Regions from separate parts of the Mus musculus genome. Here region 2 is linked to region 1. Evidence: chromatin loops called from intact Hi-C (ENCODE). Cell type or tissue: left cerebral cortex. All regions are shown on one strand. Each heading gives the region's core, and the rest is flanking DNA. Links, peaks and the distances in the headings are about the cores only. Region 1 overlaps Eda (ectodysplasin-A). Region 2 holds the start of Tmem28 (transmembrane protein 28).

Region 1 (8,328 bases), core at 34-8,033:
TGTGGCCAGGAGGAAGTATAGCCTATGGCCTGGCCTCATAGAGACTTTCTTAGCTCACATGGACTTCACTCCTAATCCTCTCCTGAGTCCAGACATTTAATCTTCATCCTTCATTACCTTTCGCCAGCACATCCCACCCTCAGCTCCAATTTTTCACCACTACTAAATGGAATTTAGTCTACAGGATATTGGGGTTATGCCCACAGTGCCCCATAGGAATGGGGACTGTCCTTCATTTGATACCTTAAATCACTTCATAAAAGTGACTCCACAGGCTCTTTGATTGGAAGTAACATATTTAAATGGCACATCATCTCCTGGGTCAGGACCAAGCAATGAACGGATACTCTGTGTGCCAGATTAGTGCTGGTTAACCCAACTTCTCTATTCATTTTTTTTTTCTTGAGAGCTGTTTGACAGTTGCATAGTCCTTCTGTTCATCTCCTTTTGCTGCCTACCTCCTGGTAACCCTGACCTCAAGGCCTATGTACTTGTAGCTCTGAGGAGAGCCCCGATGGAGGCACGCAATGAGGGATGGAAATGAATGGCCACTGGCAGACCTGTGGGGAATGGGCCCAGGACAGGAGAAGGACAAAAGTGGAGGGGAGCAAGGTCTGGGAGAATGACAGTAAGAAGGAGGTGACAACAACAGAAACAGACAGAAACAAATGGGAGAAAGAGGAAGGAAAGACAGTCAGAAATCTTCTTGAGGTAGAGAGAAGGTTCACAGGAGCACTGTTCATTATCATGCCCAAGCTAGCAGTATTGTGGGGAGGGGTCTCTGCAGCTCTGGAACTTAGTCTTAAAAACTTAGAGCAAGGTCAGGTTCGTCTGTGGAACCAAACAACTCAGAGGGGAAATGAGGGCCTTGGGTCCTGCAAGAGGGGATCAGACAGCAGGGTGTTGGAGAGGCCTCTTTACAGTTTTTCAGTGATAGTTTTCTAGGGGAAAAATGAAATGGGTTTATTGGTCTTCCCTCCCTTCAACTCCCTCCCAGTGTGAAATCGGCCACGCCTTTCCCCAGCACTGCGAGAAGTTAGCCATTGGATGGTTTTGGCTTGCTCCACAGTGCCCCTAGGTGGCCTGCACCATATCTGCACCCTGGATATAAGAAGAGTTAGGCCTAAGACCGTACTCACTTCTACCTGACTATAGATGAAGTAGGTGCCGTCCACCAGTACCTCCAGCTCCCCGCTGCGGGGATGTAGTTTAAACACCTTAGGGTTCATAGTGATGCGAGACCAGTCATTGAGCACTCCACCTGAAAGATCTCAGTATGAGAGAAGGGCAGTCACTCAGTACATGTCAAAATAATTCGGGCAACAGAAATAAATACCAACAGTAACCACCCCCCTCCCCATCAACCCTATCTAATACCAATGACCACAAAAGTTTCAAGGGCCAAGATTTTAAAAGAACATTTGGAAGCAGGAAAGGTGTACTGTTTGTAAAGTGGCTTCTAGGCTGGCCTGGGGACCTATGGACCTACGTATCAGTCTTTGTCCTTGCATTCTTGACCGTTCCATCAATAAAGCTCTTTACCTTCTAGTTGGAATCTGAGGTGGCGATGGTGAAAGAGGAGAGTAGGCACAGAACCATATTTTCTTTGTTGTTATGGTGACTGCACAGACAAAGTCCAGACACTGAGTGGCAGGCTAAGTCTTTGTATTCAATTTCACTTTGCTAGCAATATCACCCGAATTCCTCTCTTGTCTCAGAGGTTCCTGTGCTTTTGTCTCTTCTTAATAGATTCTTCTTTATGGCTCCTCCACACCCACTCCTTTCTGGGAAGCCTCCGAGGGCCCCAGGAAACCACTTAATCAAACAATCCATCTGTCTAGAGAACTAGTTGGTGATAATTCAGTATCAGGCTCCCCTGGCACTCAGACCCCATGGCAGCTGGGGATAGTGACCTCCGGTAACCAGGCCCCAGAGAGGGTGAGCTTTACAATGCTGGGGGAGAGCCTGCCAGGTTTCAGGAGACTGAATTGCCTAGGAGTTGAGGCAGCCTTGGCAAAGCCTTTGTTTTATATCCTTAATTCAGCTGGGGACGCTGGGGACAGAAGCATGAGAGGATGGAGGTATATTTCTCCTCTCATCCTGCAGATAGAAAGTTGCTCCTTCCTACAATAAGAAGAGGCAAACTAAGTTCACAGAGGCATTTTCTCTCAGCCATTTGTTCTTCACACAAAAACATTATGTTGTAAGCATCCATTCTTGGTCAGTCTCAGAAGGTCTGCCTCTCTGATGCATGGAGAAAAGAAAGCCATCTAAGTCCTGGCTCCAGTACTTCAGTGGACTGCTCTGCCTAGTGTCCTCTCACTGTGGCCTTGCTCCTCTTGTCTGCCTGTCAGCAGATACTACTACTGGGAATTTGCCTGCAGGGACTGGAAATTATCTTGCTCTTTTATGGTAGTGGGGGCAATTTGAACAGCTTCTGCTATAGAATGACCTCTAAGGCCACCACTTAGATACCCAAACAAATCTATTTTCTGTCTGACCACATTCCTCCAGGAAGGATGGTGACGATCGCCCACCTAAGACCCTGGGTCCTACAGTGCTTGGCCTCCCACAGGGCTGCTAGTGTTTTCCTCTTCCTCTACTCCGACTTGTACTTGCGAGGCTATTAGGCTGGGTATTCAAGTGACAGTCAAGGGAGTAGCTAAGCCCAATGGTGAGAGGAACTCAGCACAGGCACTTCAGGACTGACTGTGCTCTTAGAAGCTGTCCCCAAGTAGAGGTTTTGTAACCTTCCTTTACAGTGTCTGCTCACAGCCCCTCCCTTCCACTCCAAGCTCTGTAAGTAGCTGCTATGTTAGCTGGCTTGCTGCTTTCCAAGACTCCTGGGGGTTCATGCATTTTAGGCTTTGGGCACCCTGGAGACTGGACATTATTTAAAAGCGCTGTTCTTTAATGAATGTTCATGTCTCTTTGGGGGAAGAAAATGAACCAAATCATTCAGTGGAGTGTACACACACATCACTGGAGCAGCATAGCACAGCGCTGAGAGCTAGGAAGATATGGTTTTGAATCTCAGCTCCTAACTTCACTACAAAATCTTGGGCTACTTAAATTAAGTTCTCTGAGCTTTAGTTTCTGTTGCTGTTAAAAAAAACAAAACAAAACAAAACAAAGGAGCATTGCAACACCTACCTCATAGAGTGGTTGTGAAGGTTAAATAAAAAGAGAAACCATTTGGGAATTCTAAAGCACCACGCAAACACAAGGCTACAGTATGGTTTTCTTTGGTATTTCTAGTCTCTTTGGAACTCTGTCCCCCCATCTCATAAATGAGGGTATAACATAAAATCAGCATTTCTAAGCCCCGTTAACATGCTTTTGCTTTTGATAGACATTAGTGTCTCTTACTTCCTAGACACTAACATGTCCCCTCTCTGGGAGAAGCACTCTCTCCAGCCATTTTCTGTATAGAGCAATCAGACAAGATAATTTATTTAATATAGTTCTAACTTCCTTAGTTTCCACTGTGAAAGTGCTTATCAAATTACACATATTTCCATGGTGGCTGATATAAACATCAAAGCAGTCTAGGTAGATGGTTTCCCAAGTCCTTTTCAGATCCCGCATTAGTGGATTCAAAATGTAATTTAGGGGCTGAGGATGTAGTTCAAAGGTAGTATGTTTGGTTAGCATTCACGAGGCCCCGGGTTTGCCCTCTTATACTGCAAAAAGCAAAATTAAACGCAATTTGGGTGTAGCATCTGGTCTTGGTGCAAGCAGTTACTTCGGACAACCAGTAGAGGGCACGACGGAGTAGGAAATGCCCTTCTATGCCAAGGATATTCAGGGACTAGGGAGGAGTTAGGCTGGCTGATTATTTGGAGGCTGGGAATGAGGGAAGGGAGAAACTCCTAGGAGGGAGACATTCTACTTTGATTCTTACCATTTTTGACTTGAATTGCTGACCCTTGGCCCTGCAGATGCACCACAGCTGGCTGAGAAGATGAGAAGAAGAGAGTCACTATAATGACTGCTTGCCGTGTCATGCAGTCCTGTGTTTTTACCTCTGGCTTCTAGACTTTGTAGCCCATTTCTGGCCCCCTCCCTCTGTCTTGAGCTATCCCTAGCTCTATTTCTCCTAAAACATAGTAAGAGCTCTACGTCTTCACTCCGACCTCAGCCAAGTGGGAGGCTGCTGAGCTTTACCTCCCCCAACTGTAAAGCGGGAACTATAGGACTCTCTGCTGGTCACTCTCACAGTGTGAGATCTAATAAGGCAGTGAATATAAAATTGCCTACAAAAACGTAAGGCCTGTGCAACTCTGTAGATTTATCATTGTGACCAAATAACTGTAGTGAGGCTAGTTGCTGGGAGGAGCAAGGTAAGGAGGCTAGGCAGTAGAACCTGCCAAAAGACACAGATTGGAAAACTCAAGGACTAGGAAGGAACCTATAAGGCCATTAAGGGGGAAGCCCAGGCTGGCCTCAGCCTACAGCTAGTTGGCTGCTTTTCATGGACACACAAACTCTCAGCTTCAGATTCTAGGCAGCTTCAGGCATCTGAGGTGGCTTGGAAGTCAGAGGCCTAGGTATATATACACATGCACACACACACACACACACACACACACACACACACACACACACACACACATATGCCTGACAGGCAGGTTATTTCTATGGACTATTGGATCTGGCTGCCATGACCCTCTGTCACTCACGAAATGAGTAAAATGGTCCAGGCAAGACTTGTGTTCCTTTAGCTAAAAGCACATCCTTAGGGCGAACCTTTCCAATTCATAGGTATCGGCAACGGCTGCCCGTGAAAACCTCAGACCCTCCAGTACGACATCAAATAAAGCCTCTGGGAATCTCATAGGCAAAGGACTTCAAGGTGACCCCAAGCCTGAGGCCATCCCTCCTCCCCAGGAAGACAGTAATCCCCAGCCAACCTGATTTTCCCGAGTTCCAGTTTTATCAGCAGCACCTGCAAAATAGGATGGGGCAGTCAGAGTGCTGTGCTCTTTTCTACTTCCCTTTCCCATTTCAGCAGCCAGGGCTCCAGAGCCTGGATTCCACAGCCAGCCCTGTAGGAATTTCCTTCTCCAGGCCTTACAGCTGGAGGGAGTCATAGTACAACATGGGGCTGTTGATGGGAGAGAGTATCCCCTCCTTCCCATTCCTGTCCCTACCGACCATCTTCTTCAGAGGGTCTAGATCCCAGCAGGGAAGTTGGCCTCTGGCCAATATTGGCTCAAGGCAAGCCCCATTGAGCACCCACAGAGAGGAAAGAGAGGCTATGTGTGTCATTGTATGTCCTTAAAACAATGGCACTTGCTTTTCTAGCTCTTTGTTCTCTTCTTACTGATTTCACAAGAGCCACTGTCATTTATAAAGATCTTGTTTCTTTAAGTGTGTCTCTTTGACTCTAGGAAATAAACTCTATGAGAACAGGGACCACTTAGCAATGTATCTCTTTGTACACAGAAATTGTTCAATTAATATTTGTGGAATGATTGGGTTTAAAAAAAAACTTTTATCTCTTGTGGCCATGGTAACACTGCTGAGCCTGTTTGAATTACAAGTGAAAGAATCTGAATCCTGCTGCTGAATTCTTAGACCTGGGGAAATTAAGTTTAAGAAAACCTCAAGATAGAGGAGGGGAGCAGGAGAAAAATGTAACAAGTAGCATGAGTTCAGGCCGTCTTCCTCCTGTCAACTCTAATTAGGTAGGATTGGATCTGCAGCTATACCTGTTGCATGCCCCACTGGGCGCTAGGAGAAAAAGGCAAAGGGATGGAATGGCATTTAAACGAGCAGCATGGTTATTTAAGGGTCTAGTGTGAGACACATTTGGCTTAGGGACAGGGTGGTCTTGGTGTCTGGTTTTGTTAGACACAGCTTGAGTGATTCATACATTTCTAACCACTCGACTAGAAGGGGCTATTTCTACACCACTAGGCAAGGAGTCTCAAAGTACATGGAAAGACATTATAATAGGGTTGTCATTTTGTCCAGTCCCCAACATTCCTCCCACAAACTATTTCCATGCAAATGTCATGTGGTACTCTATGCTGGAAATCAGAGTAAGCCAAATCTATATCTACAGGAACTCCAGTGAATGGCTGGGACCTCTTTCTCATACCTCTGTTTTTGGCTCATATGAGCTTATTGGCTCACTATATGAAGGACTAGAGCCAAAGATGGAATGGGATGGAAGGATTGGCATGGGGCAAGAACAGATGGCCTGTCTGGCGCAGCTTGAACTCAACAAGACTTAGAGCAGGCCAGACACTATCAGAGCTTGTTCACTTTCCACCTCTACACTAGACTAGGGATTTCTTACTGCACATTGCCACTGTTTGAAAATTCTCTGAAGATTATCTGTTTCTACTCTACAAAAGCAATGAAAAGTTTTCTAAGGGGTGGGAGACAGAAGAACTCACCAGAAGGTCCTTGGAGGCCAGGGGGTCCTTGAGGACCAGGAGGGCCAGGTGGGCCAGGTGGTCCCATAACAGTTGTTCCTGGAATCCCAGGAATTCCTGGAATCCCTGGAGGTCCCTGGGGTCCCGGAGGTCCTGGAGGTCCTGGGGGGCCGTTGGGCCCAGGTGGCCCTGCCTTCTTTCCTAAAACACAGGATTCAGTGTTATATTTGGAGTTAGTTACTGTCAAGACTGTATAGTCAGGAGTATAATTTCAGGGAGTTCTAGAGACTTCAATGACACCAAGTCAGCCATCTAGTTTTTGCTGAAGAGCTGGACATGCTTATAATCCCTTTTCTGCACCATATTTCCAAATAGATTAGAGGACACAGAAATAAACAGTTCTCAAGGAGCCCAGCATAGTAGGGAAAATGTTCTAAGATATTAAGAGTGCCACATTAATGAGGCAGACCAAATGCTGAAACAGGTCAGGCAAGACTTCAAAAAGGAGGTTCTGATCTGAGTCCAAAGGACTATTAGAAACTCAGACTTAGGGGTCACTTCATGATTCTTTTTAGAATTTGATTATCATTGGTAATACTATCATTGGCATCATTGGCAGGACTTCATTTAGCTGTTCAATTGCACAGACTTGCTACTATTAACCAAAGGATAGTGGAAGTCTGATCTCAGGAACACCATCAGCTCCAGGAAGATTTGTCAGGAGTCAGATGTGCAGGACATGGGGATGGATAGGGGCAGCACTGGCTGAAAAGAGGAGTGGGAAGGAGTTTTGGAAATGGAGGTGGAGAGATAGGGTGAGAGACTGAAGATATCAAGAAACAACAGAAAAGAAGGAATCACAGGCAGAGAGAGACACCTGACAGAGGCGGCAGGCTCTGCTTTCTCAGCTGACCTCTCTAAACTCTATTTTTAAAGATCACTGAGAACAGAAATTTTGCAAACTCTCTTGGTTACATGTTCCAGAGTTGATCACCCCTCACTGCTCACGGTTAGGAAGTTCTTTGGTATATTTAACTGTGGCCGTTTGAAATTTTATTCTATTTTTTGAGTAGCTAGAGAAGACTAGTTAGCACCATGTACATAAAACTTCATATGCTCAAAGATATTAGGTTACCTATCAATTTCTATCATTGCAGGCCAAACAATCCACCTTCCCCGAGATTTTCTTTAGAGGCTGTATTTTCAAATGCACTACTATTTATCCTGTCTACCAACCTTTCCTCCTTTCTCTCTCACTGTCTTTCCAGAACAATCTCAGCCCTCCCATTTCATATTCTAGTCCTTCTAACAGTTCCTCTAGGCTGTAGTCATGGTAAGTGGATCATAACTGTTCCTCCTATAGACTTGTTCTCTTTTGAGCAGACTAACCAAAGGACTATAGGTGGTCATGGGTAGGCTTCTTTCTCTAAGTTCTCCTGTCTTAGAATTTTAATGGGAGTCCCAGGATTGGAAATCTTTTACAATGTTCTCTCCTGAGACAGTTTCTCAATTTCAAATATAAATTTCTTTACCTTTTGTCTTAAGAGTTTCTACAGTAAACATCATGACCAAAAACAACGTAGGAAAGAAGGTGCGGTCTTGTTTGTTTTGTTTCCTTTTTGCTTATATACACTGAGTCACAGTCCTTTGAGGGAAGACAAAGTAGCAGCGCAAGGCAGGAACCTGGACGTAGGAACCGAAGCCGAGAATACAGAGGAAGACTTCTCACTGGCTTGCTCCCCATGGCTTGTTCAGCCTGCTTTCTTATACAACCACCTGCCCAGGGGGTGTCACTATCCACCATGAATGGGCCTACACAAACCTATCGCTGGTCAAGAAAATGCCCCACAGAGTTGCCTACTGAAAATCCGATGGAGGCATTTTTTTTTTCTCAATTGTGGTTCTGCTTCTCAAATAACTTTGATTTGTATCACGTTGACAA
Region 2 (8,328 bases), core at 277-8,276, 570 kb after region 1:
TGAGGCGGGAGGAGACTGCTAGGTTACGAGAATAGGAAAAGGGAGAAGGAGAAAGTGAAGTCAGGGTGGACGAGCTACCCCTTTCCTCCCCACTCCTCCACCACAAATTCCCAACGGGGCCATAGACAACAGCAGAACCTTGCACAAGTCCACAGGAGCAATGCTTGCTGGAAAGAGGCACTTGCCACCCTTTCTCAAGGCCTTGAAGGGAGATGTTCTACACCAGGAGGTAACTGTCTCACTCTAGCCTACAGCCCCGAGCTCCAGAAAGTGTGACATCTACCTGGTCTCATTGTCACTTGACCTTTTGACCTTGCTGTTTTTTCTTTGCCCCCAAAGCAGGCCACCTGGCCAGGCAGGAAAAACAGGGAAGTAGATTCAGGCCCTAAAATGTGTATAGCCCCACCTACCTATTATTATACAGAGCAACCCTACTGAGGGTCAAGAAATTTCTCAACACTCAATTCTTTCCTAGGAAGGTCCCTTTTACAGTTACCTACTCTCTAATTTCGTCTAGACGCCCATCCCTAGCAGCCAGAAAGCCAGGTTTTCCTATCATCACCCTGGAGCACTGCGAGTTTTGTAATGCACCAACCTTCCATGGCCCTTCCAAGAGCTGATAAGCCCTGCTTTCCCAGCCTTCTTTCCTCAGAAGACTGAAGCCTACAGGTTCCCTCCTTATGAGAAGACAGGCATCCCTGGACTCCCCTACTTAGGATCTGGCCAGCAATCTCAGGTCATATAAGGTCAACAGTGTGGTCAGTGTACCCTGTCACCAGGCGTGGCCTGGCCTTTCATCAATTGGCAGGAACTAAAGGATGAGGATTAGGCAGTCAAATATTCTTCCCCCTGTCTTTTGAACACCCCCTAATCTTTCCACAGCCAGTCCCAGGGCTAATTCTAGTCCAGGAGTGGGGTTCAGAGCCAAACAGGAGACTGGGGAACACAGACTCTCCTGCTACCACTTTGCCAGCCAAGGGCCCCACTTCCCCCTCATACAGGAAGCAGTGTACCAGGAGGCTCCAGCCTTAAAATGTTCGAACCTTAAACTCACAGAAGTTGACCTGAATCTATCTCTGTAGCTCCCTCTCTAGGGAGGGGTACAGGGTGACACAGTACTACACTGGGAATGGTGGGAGCCGTAGGGGGGGGTGGGGGGTGGAGAGGGAGACCTTTATTTTTTTCTGGTCCCACTGACACAGAAACTACCTCTGGCCAGGCAGCTATTGTGGCGTAGGTCACCAATCCCTACCTTGCAGCCTTTCGTGCAGGACCGGATAGAGTACTCTTCTGCCTGTAAGTATTTATGCAGCACGAGGTCGAACTCATCATATTTTTCCTGAGCATGTCGATCCAGTCGCTGGTATGCCTCTATGCAATTGCTACATGCCTCCCAGGTCCCAGAGCCCGGGCTGGCCACTACGGCCAGTAGATCCCCCAGCAGGGTGTCCAAACTGCAGTCCAGGCTGTCGGGGCGGTCCATGCCAAGCAGCAAGTCCCAGACTGTGTAGGTGTCGCAAAAGGAGAGAGTGAAGTTCCGAAAGTGGCCTTTGAGCAAGTTTTTTTTGGCGGAGGGGAACTCCGGGGCACGGGAAGGGGAGTCAGGGGGCCGCAGAGGGGGAGCCGGGGTGGTCGGTTCGAAAAGTCTCTGCAAAGATTCCAATTTGGTGCAAGCTGCGTCCAGCCCGGTGGGCTCTGGGACGCCGTTGCAGACCGGCCCGGAGCCGGCTGCAGGGGCGGCTTTGGTCAGGTTGCTGTATCGCGGGCCGCAGGTGCCCGAGGACGCGCTGGGCTCGCCAGGCGACGGCGGCGGCGGCGGCAGCACCGCGCGAGGAGGTACCGGCTGCCGCTCGCGGCCGGCCCCCCAGGGCGGCCGCATGGCGCTGCTCAGCTCCCTGGCCCGGGGCCGGGCCCCCGCGCACAGCCACAGATGGTCAGCGAGCAGCACGGTGAAGAAGAGCAGGGACGCCAGGGACAGTCGCCATCGCTGCGCCCGCTCCGAATCGGCGCAAGGTTTGTCGCTCTGCCTGGGAGCCCAGCAGCAGCAGCAGCAGCAGATAGTCAGCGCGGCGGCGTCTTTCCCGGGCCACATCCAAGCGCCCCTGAACATATTTCAGGGGGGTCCGGGCTGGAGGGAGTAGGCAGGCGCGAGGCCGGACGGCCGTCTCGGGAGGGCGGGCTGCGCACCGCACCGCGCTCCTCAGCGCCGTCCAGGCTTTACCTCGGGGGCCGCATGGCTAGGCAGGCCGGCCGGCCCGGGGCCCCGCTCAGGCCGTTGTGGCGGGGCGCTCTCGGGCCGTCCCCGCGCCCCTCCCGCGCTCCCCTGCTGGCAGCCGGGGCGCCGCCGCCCGGCCCGCTAGGCGCAGCCCGGCGTCCCGGCGGGGGGCGGTGCGGGGCACTGGGGCGGTGGCGGCTGCGGCGGCGGCGCCGCACTCCTCATGGTGTCGGGCCCCTCCGCTACCCCGGGCTCCGCGCCACTTCACTCCGCGCCCCCGGCCCCCTGGCTCGCACTCTGCTCTGGCCGTCCGTCTCGGCTCGGCGCGGCTCTGCGCCCCTCAGCGCCGCCGTGCGGGCCCCGCCGCGCTCCACTCCGCTCCCCTCGCCCGCGCCGCTCCTCTCCCGCCCGTCTGCCCGCTGCCCGCTGCCCGCTCCGTGCAGCTCCCCGCCTCGCTCGTGCCCTCCTAGGCCGGCCGGCCGGTCCGCCGCCGGCCCTTCGGGCTTCCCTCGCGCTCTGGCAGTCCGCTGGGGCCGGTCCCGGGCCGGCTCCGCTCTGGCTCCGCACCCGCGGCTCCCGGAGTTCCGGCTCGGGCGGGCCACCTGGCTCCCCGCAGCGCCACAGACGCCGGACGCGGACGCCCGGCTTTACTTAGTGCGCCTCTCGCTTCCGCCTCTGCTTCGCCCCGCTGTGGCGGCCGCCCAAAGGCATGGCCCCGTGGCTCCCGCTGGCCATGCCCCCTCAGTCTGTCGCCATCTTCCGCTGTGCGGAGAACACCTTGAGAGCCCGTGTGCGAGTGTGTTTGGGGGGGAGCAGGGCGGAGAAAGAGGCACCGGGAGGAGGAGGGAGCGGGACTGGGGCCCCGACTGCGCCTGCGCCTCAGGACTCCCCCCTCCCCAACCCCAGCCCCCGCCGGCCGCAGCCTGTGCTGTTTGGGGATGTTTCCAGTCCACCCCCAACTCCATTCACTTCGGCGCCTCCGTTCACCCGACCGCTCCCCGTGTGCACACGCCACACGCAGAGTCCCAGGCCTGGCGCTCCCCCTCCCCCACCAAGCGACCGCTCGCCTCCCTTCCCAGGACCGCCCCTCGCTCCCCCCCGAGGGCTAAGGGACTTCTGAGGGTGATTCTAAGAAGCAGGGGGCATCTCCTTAGGTTCTTGCTACCTCTCTGGGTAGCCTCGCCCTCGTCCTCAGGACTAGGGGACACTAAAGCCGGTTGCGGATAGGACCGGTCCAGAGTCCCTAACTCCGCTAACGCTCTCACTGTCCTGCCTGAGGCCAAGACTGCCCCTGGTGCTGAAGGACAGCTCCCAGTTTAGCTGTAGAAGGGGACTGAGCTCTGAGTGCGTCCTGAGGGAGGCAAGGCAGTGCACTAAGACCGGTAGTAGTGGTGGGGTGTCGTTTTTGCCCTTAGGAAGATTTCCAGCAGCCTCCCCCCAAAACCCGTCCTAGCTTCCTGGCTCCCCCTACAGGCTGCTGAGAATAGCTGAGCGCCAGAGTTAGGGAAGCTGTGCCGGGTGGAACCATGCGCTCCTGGCTCTTAGAGTCACATGGCTCTAGGAACTCGGACATACAAATGTCCTGCCGCGCTACTAACCTTGTTTGGACTCCACAAACATCTCAGATTGCTCCTGTGGTATACTTCCTTTTTGCATTCCCTTTTTCCGCTGCAACTCTTCCGTAATAGTTTTGAACAAACTACTCTCCCAGGGATTTGTTACTAATCATAACAATGGAAAAAGAACCTTTATTGAACACACATAGAACTTGCTAGATACTGCACTTGGCACTTTAATTTGCTTTAGTCTTCTGATCTCATCAACCTTATGAGATAGATGTTAGCGTTGTCTTCATTTGCATGCGAGGAAGCTGAAATTTAGTGTCTTTAAACCGTCTCAGATAACCGGTGCATCCTGACAGAAACCCAGGGAGTCTGACCCTAGACCTCTCTACAGTGTCAGGAAGGCCTTAGAAAGATGAAGGAGTAGAAGACACAGGCCTGTCTTAAAGGAAACTACAGTTCTCCGAATACGGAAATGAGAATTATATACTGGCTAATGGAATTCATGGGTAGAGGATGTAGGTTCAAGTAACACTTCTAAACTGACCAGGCTTTGTGCCCTGAAAGAATCTGTTCTATGTTTTCTTCTTGACAGCATGAGGGAATGCCAAGGGCTAAATGAGATGGGTAGGGACTGTTAGCACTACTCAGTGCTAAATTGCAAAGGATGCTTGGAAATCTGAGTGTGGGGGATGGTGTAGCTGGTTACTAAAGAAATAGCAGAATTGGGTGGGTGAGTGAGGGCATTCCAGATAAAAGAAACAGGAGAGAAAATTTTTCAGGGGTAGAAAGTAGACATATATGTTTGTAAGTGTAATAGTTTTAGACTTTAGAGGCAAGGAAAAGCAAGCTATAGCAAAAAGGGGGGAAATGGTGAGACATTCAAGAGGCCTAGTCATTCATTATATTTAAGCACTCCCTGGACCAGCATAGGGTGTTGCAATTGTCCAGGTATAGCCTTGCTATGGAAGTGCTTACAGTTGAATTGGGGAAGCAGACATGTCACAGGAAGGAAGGGATTATAGCCTAATACAAAACAATGGTATCGATGAGAGATCTCCCTTCTATAGAGAGATGGACTGGTCGACTCTGAAAATTTCCTCGGAGACAATTTTGCCCATAGCCAGGTCAGGTGGCAAATATCTGCTTGAAAATGCATCAAATTCCATGCACTATACTAGGTACCAGTGATAGAGACCCAAGTACAATATGTGCCCTGGGGTAAAAAGAGGTTAGTTGAAGTGGTATGGGATAAGTGGGTCTTGGCTAAACAGAAAGTAGAGGAAGTGTGTATGAAGGCTGTCTCAGGAGAAGGGAAGTCATGTGTAAGGGTGTAGAATCGAAGACAGGAAAAGCCTGTTTAGAAACCTACAATGTAGTTTGCTGTGGCTAGGTGTAAAGTGGAACCAGTGCTAAAATGGAAGCTGAGCATTTGGCAGGGACCTAATCATGGGTCCCTGGATCTATAGAAGAGATTGGAAGATTCTTGAGAAAAGATACCATGACCAGGTTTGTATTTCCAAAGGATTGATTTAGCTAAGGCATGAAGACTGCATTGGAGGGGCCAAGACTGGAGGCAGGGAGATGGGTTGGGAGACTGTTTAGGACTGGACAATGGTAGCATCAGCTGAGGTGGGAGAAGAAATGATATAGGAGGAAAATGAAAGAGGTATAATTGAAAGGATCTAGGACTGACTTAAGAGTAAGGAGTGGAGACAGTTCTGTGAGAGAGGAAGGTGAAGCTAGAGATCTCCATTAGTGACACTAACAGGCCTCCTCCTGGCCACCTAGGGAGTCTTTGAAGAGCCATTCTTTATTTAGTCTTTGGAAGATTTCTGAGTTGTGTTTAACAAAGAAGGCTAGTATGCTTGGTTAAAAACTGATTGGCTGGCCCGCAATGATTGATACCCTTTCTCACCATTGGAAAGAGCAGCCTGCCTGGCCTAGGCTATCATCTCTGAGTACCTCTGGAGCATTCTGTGAGAAGTCATTCAGGCAAGACTCCCTCTTTAAGGTGAAATGTGTCTCACAGAGGCCCATTTATCACAGGAGTCCAATATCACAATGACTTGCCCACACAGCACCTGGCGCAAACAAAGGAGAAGTGGTAGCATGCTAGCAACCAGAGGAGGACCTCATTCTCACTCTAGATGACACTGGAAGTGAAATGGGGGTGTGGAAAGCCTTGGCCTCTGCTAGAACAAAGAAGCTAAGGTGAAAAGGGGGACTGGAGCGGCACACTCCTCTGTACCACTGCTAGGCTCCAGCCAAACTTCTCCCTAACTCTTGCTTTCCATCTGCACCCCAAGCAGAGACAAGGGGCTAAAGGCCAGTCTTGTCTGAGGGGGCATACACTACCCAGGAAGCACACATTCTAACTAGACCAGAGAGAAGACAACTTGGAGTAGAGGGAGAAGGGAAAGGAAGGTTTCCATGGTAAAATACTGACAATAGGAAGAAAACTAAGTGGGAACTCTTTAAAGATACCAGTGTGGATACACAGGAGGCCTTCTATTAAAGCCAGGTGTTTAAAAGTCACCGGCAAAAGCAGGAAGGAAGAGTGTGCAAGGAAGGGTGAATCTAAGAAGAATGACAAGATGGCTTAAGCACACCTTGAGTTAAAGGTTGTCAGGCTCTGACTGTATCCCATTGGGGGCACTGTCTATTCCAAGGTCTGAGGAATTTTTCTTCTATCTATAGCCCACACCTACACTAAGATGAGAAGGCTTAAAGTAAACCCAGCTTTCTCCAACTCCCTACTTGGAATACAGCATCAGTCTTTGCTACTGGTCTGAGTTTGTTCTCCTTTCCTGACCCTCTGCCTCATCCTCCACTTCTTCTAACTCACATCCTATACCCAAGTCCCAGCTTCATACCTACCTATATCCTAGCAAGACCCAAGCCTACCATCTACAGAAAGTACTGACCCTGAACCTTAGCCCCACTGCAGAAGGCTCCTGGCAGGCCCAATTGTATATGTATAGTTCTAAGTAGTCCTTTCTTTTGATTTAAAGAGTCATGGTTGTCCTTCATTTGGATCTTTAGCTTTTCTGTTATTACTCTGTTCCAGTTAGAGATTTCTTTGGCCACAAATAATAAGCAAATCTACAGTTGCAGCTTAAACAGATTCGTTTTCTTCATTTAACAAAACTTCCTTGATCTAGTGACACGGTGGCAGTTCAGTGGTATCTTTAATACACATTCCTTATTTTTTTATTTTTTATTAGGTACTTTCCTCATTTACATTTTCAATGCTATCCCAAAAGTCCCCCATACCCTCCCCCCTACTCCCCTACCCACCCACTCCCACTTTTTGGCCCTGGCATTCCCCTGTACTGGGGCATATAAAGTTTGCATTCCAATGGGCCTCTCTTTCCAGTGATGGCCGAATAGGCCATCTTTTGATACATATGCAGCTGGAGTCAAGAGCTCCGGGGTACTGGTTAGCTCATAATGTTGTTCCACCTATAGGGTTGCAGATCCCTTTAGCTCCTTGGGTACTTTCTCTAGCTCCTCCATTGGGAGCCCTGTGATCCATCCAATAGCTGACTGTGAGCATCCACTTCTGTGTTTGCTAGGCCCTGGCATAGTCTCACAAGAGACAGCTATATCTGGGTCCTTTCAGCAAAATCTTGCTAGTGTATGCAATGGTGTCAGCGTTTGGAGGCTGATTATAGGATGGATCCCTGGATATGGCAGTCTCTAGATGGTCTATCCTTTTGTCTCAGCTCCAATCTTTGTCTCTGTAACTCCTTCCATGGGTGTTTTGTTCCCAATTCTAAGAAGGGGCAAAGTGTCCACACTTTGGTCTTCGTTCTTCTTGAGTTTCATGTGTTTTGCAAATTGTAACTTATATCTTGGGTATTCTAAGTTTCTGGGCTAATATCCACTTATCAGTGAGTACATATCATTTGAGTTCTTTTGTGATTGGGTTACCTCACTCAGGATAATGCCCTCCAGGGTGAGGGCACATTCTTAAAACCCCAGTAAGTTGAGTGGATAAGCGCAGAGGATGATGCAGTTGAAGCTAGCCTGGACTTATAAAGATCCACCCCAACAGAAAGATCCTGGCCGTTCATCTCTACTATTCTTATTGTGGGCTTTCATTCACTTGCATTGTGCTTTAGGATCACAAGAAAGCTACTTCAGCTCTAGGCTTCTTGCCTGTATTCTAGAAAGGAGGAAAGGAACACACTGAATGGGAAGAACACTAAAGGCAAAGATCAGTTTACAGAGCCTTTGCTTTTTATATTCACACTGATATTCTGTATCCAGTAATATCCACCTACTCCTCTCTGACTGTGTTACATGGACATTTTGACCTGCAAAGGAAGCTGGGAAATCCGGTATTCTTTTGCTTAGCACATTGCTCCTCTGAACAATGGTGGTACTCTGTAAGTAAGGAAGAAGAGGAAAATCGTTATTGAGCTGAAAACTGGTAGCATCCTCCATGATTCTCAACTATCCACAGCTTGCCTGGACTGTTTTTCTTTTCCTTATAACTAAATTCTTCCATTACTTGGCTTTGATTGCTGCATGGGACTTTGTCCT

What was found. Peaks named below come from ENCODE experiments on the same cell type or tissue, not always from the same donor. Only the 100,000 strongest peaks of a DNase experiment are listed, where the experiment ranks them.
Region 2: it touches region 1 in a loop (4-fold over the local background); 7 of 42 quality-filtered maps call a loop at or near these places.

The regions. Positions count from the first base shown.
Region 1 is chrX:100,387,961-100,396,288 of GRCm38, reverse strand. Eda (ectodysplasin-A) reads right to left here. Exons shown (of 8, transcript NM_001177937.1): 4 at 6,408-6,587; 5 at 4,914-4,948; 6 at 3,905-3,956; 7 at 1,146-1,270. Among named protein-coding and RNA genes, the nearest start is that of Mir676, 11 kb to the right of the region's middle. In left cerebral cortex, for the core only: CTCF peaks have their summits at 1,067 and 3,756 (motif pointing right); DNase peaks (open chromatin) are centred at 1,081, 1,700 and 3,836.
Region 2 is chrX:99,814,851-99,823,178 of GRCm38, reverse strand. Tmem28 (transmembrane protein 28) reads right to left here and starts at 3,015. Exons shown (of 3, transcript NM_001081283.2): 1 at 1,253-3,015. The coding sequence starts at 2,110. In left cerebral cortex, for the core only: a CTCF peak has its summit at 3,689 (motif pointing left); DNase peaks (open chromatin) are centred at 2,119, 3,026 and 3,628; H3K4me3 peaks cover 3,240 bases; H3K27ac peaks cover 735 bases.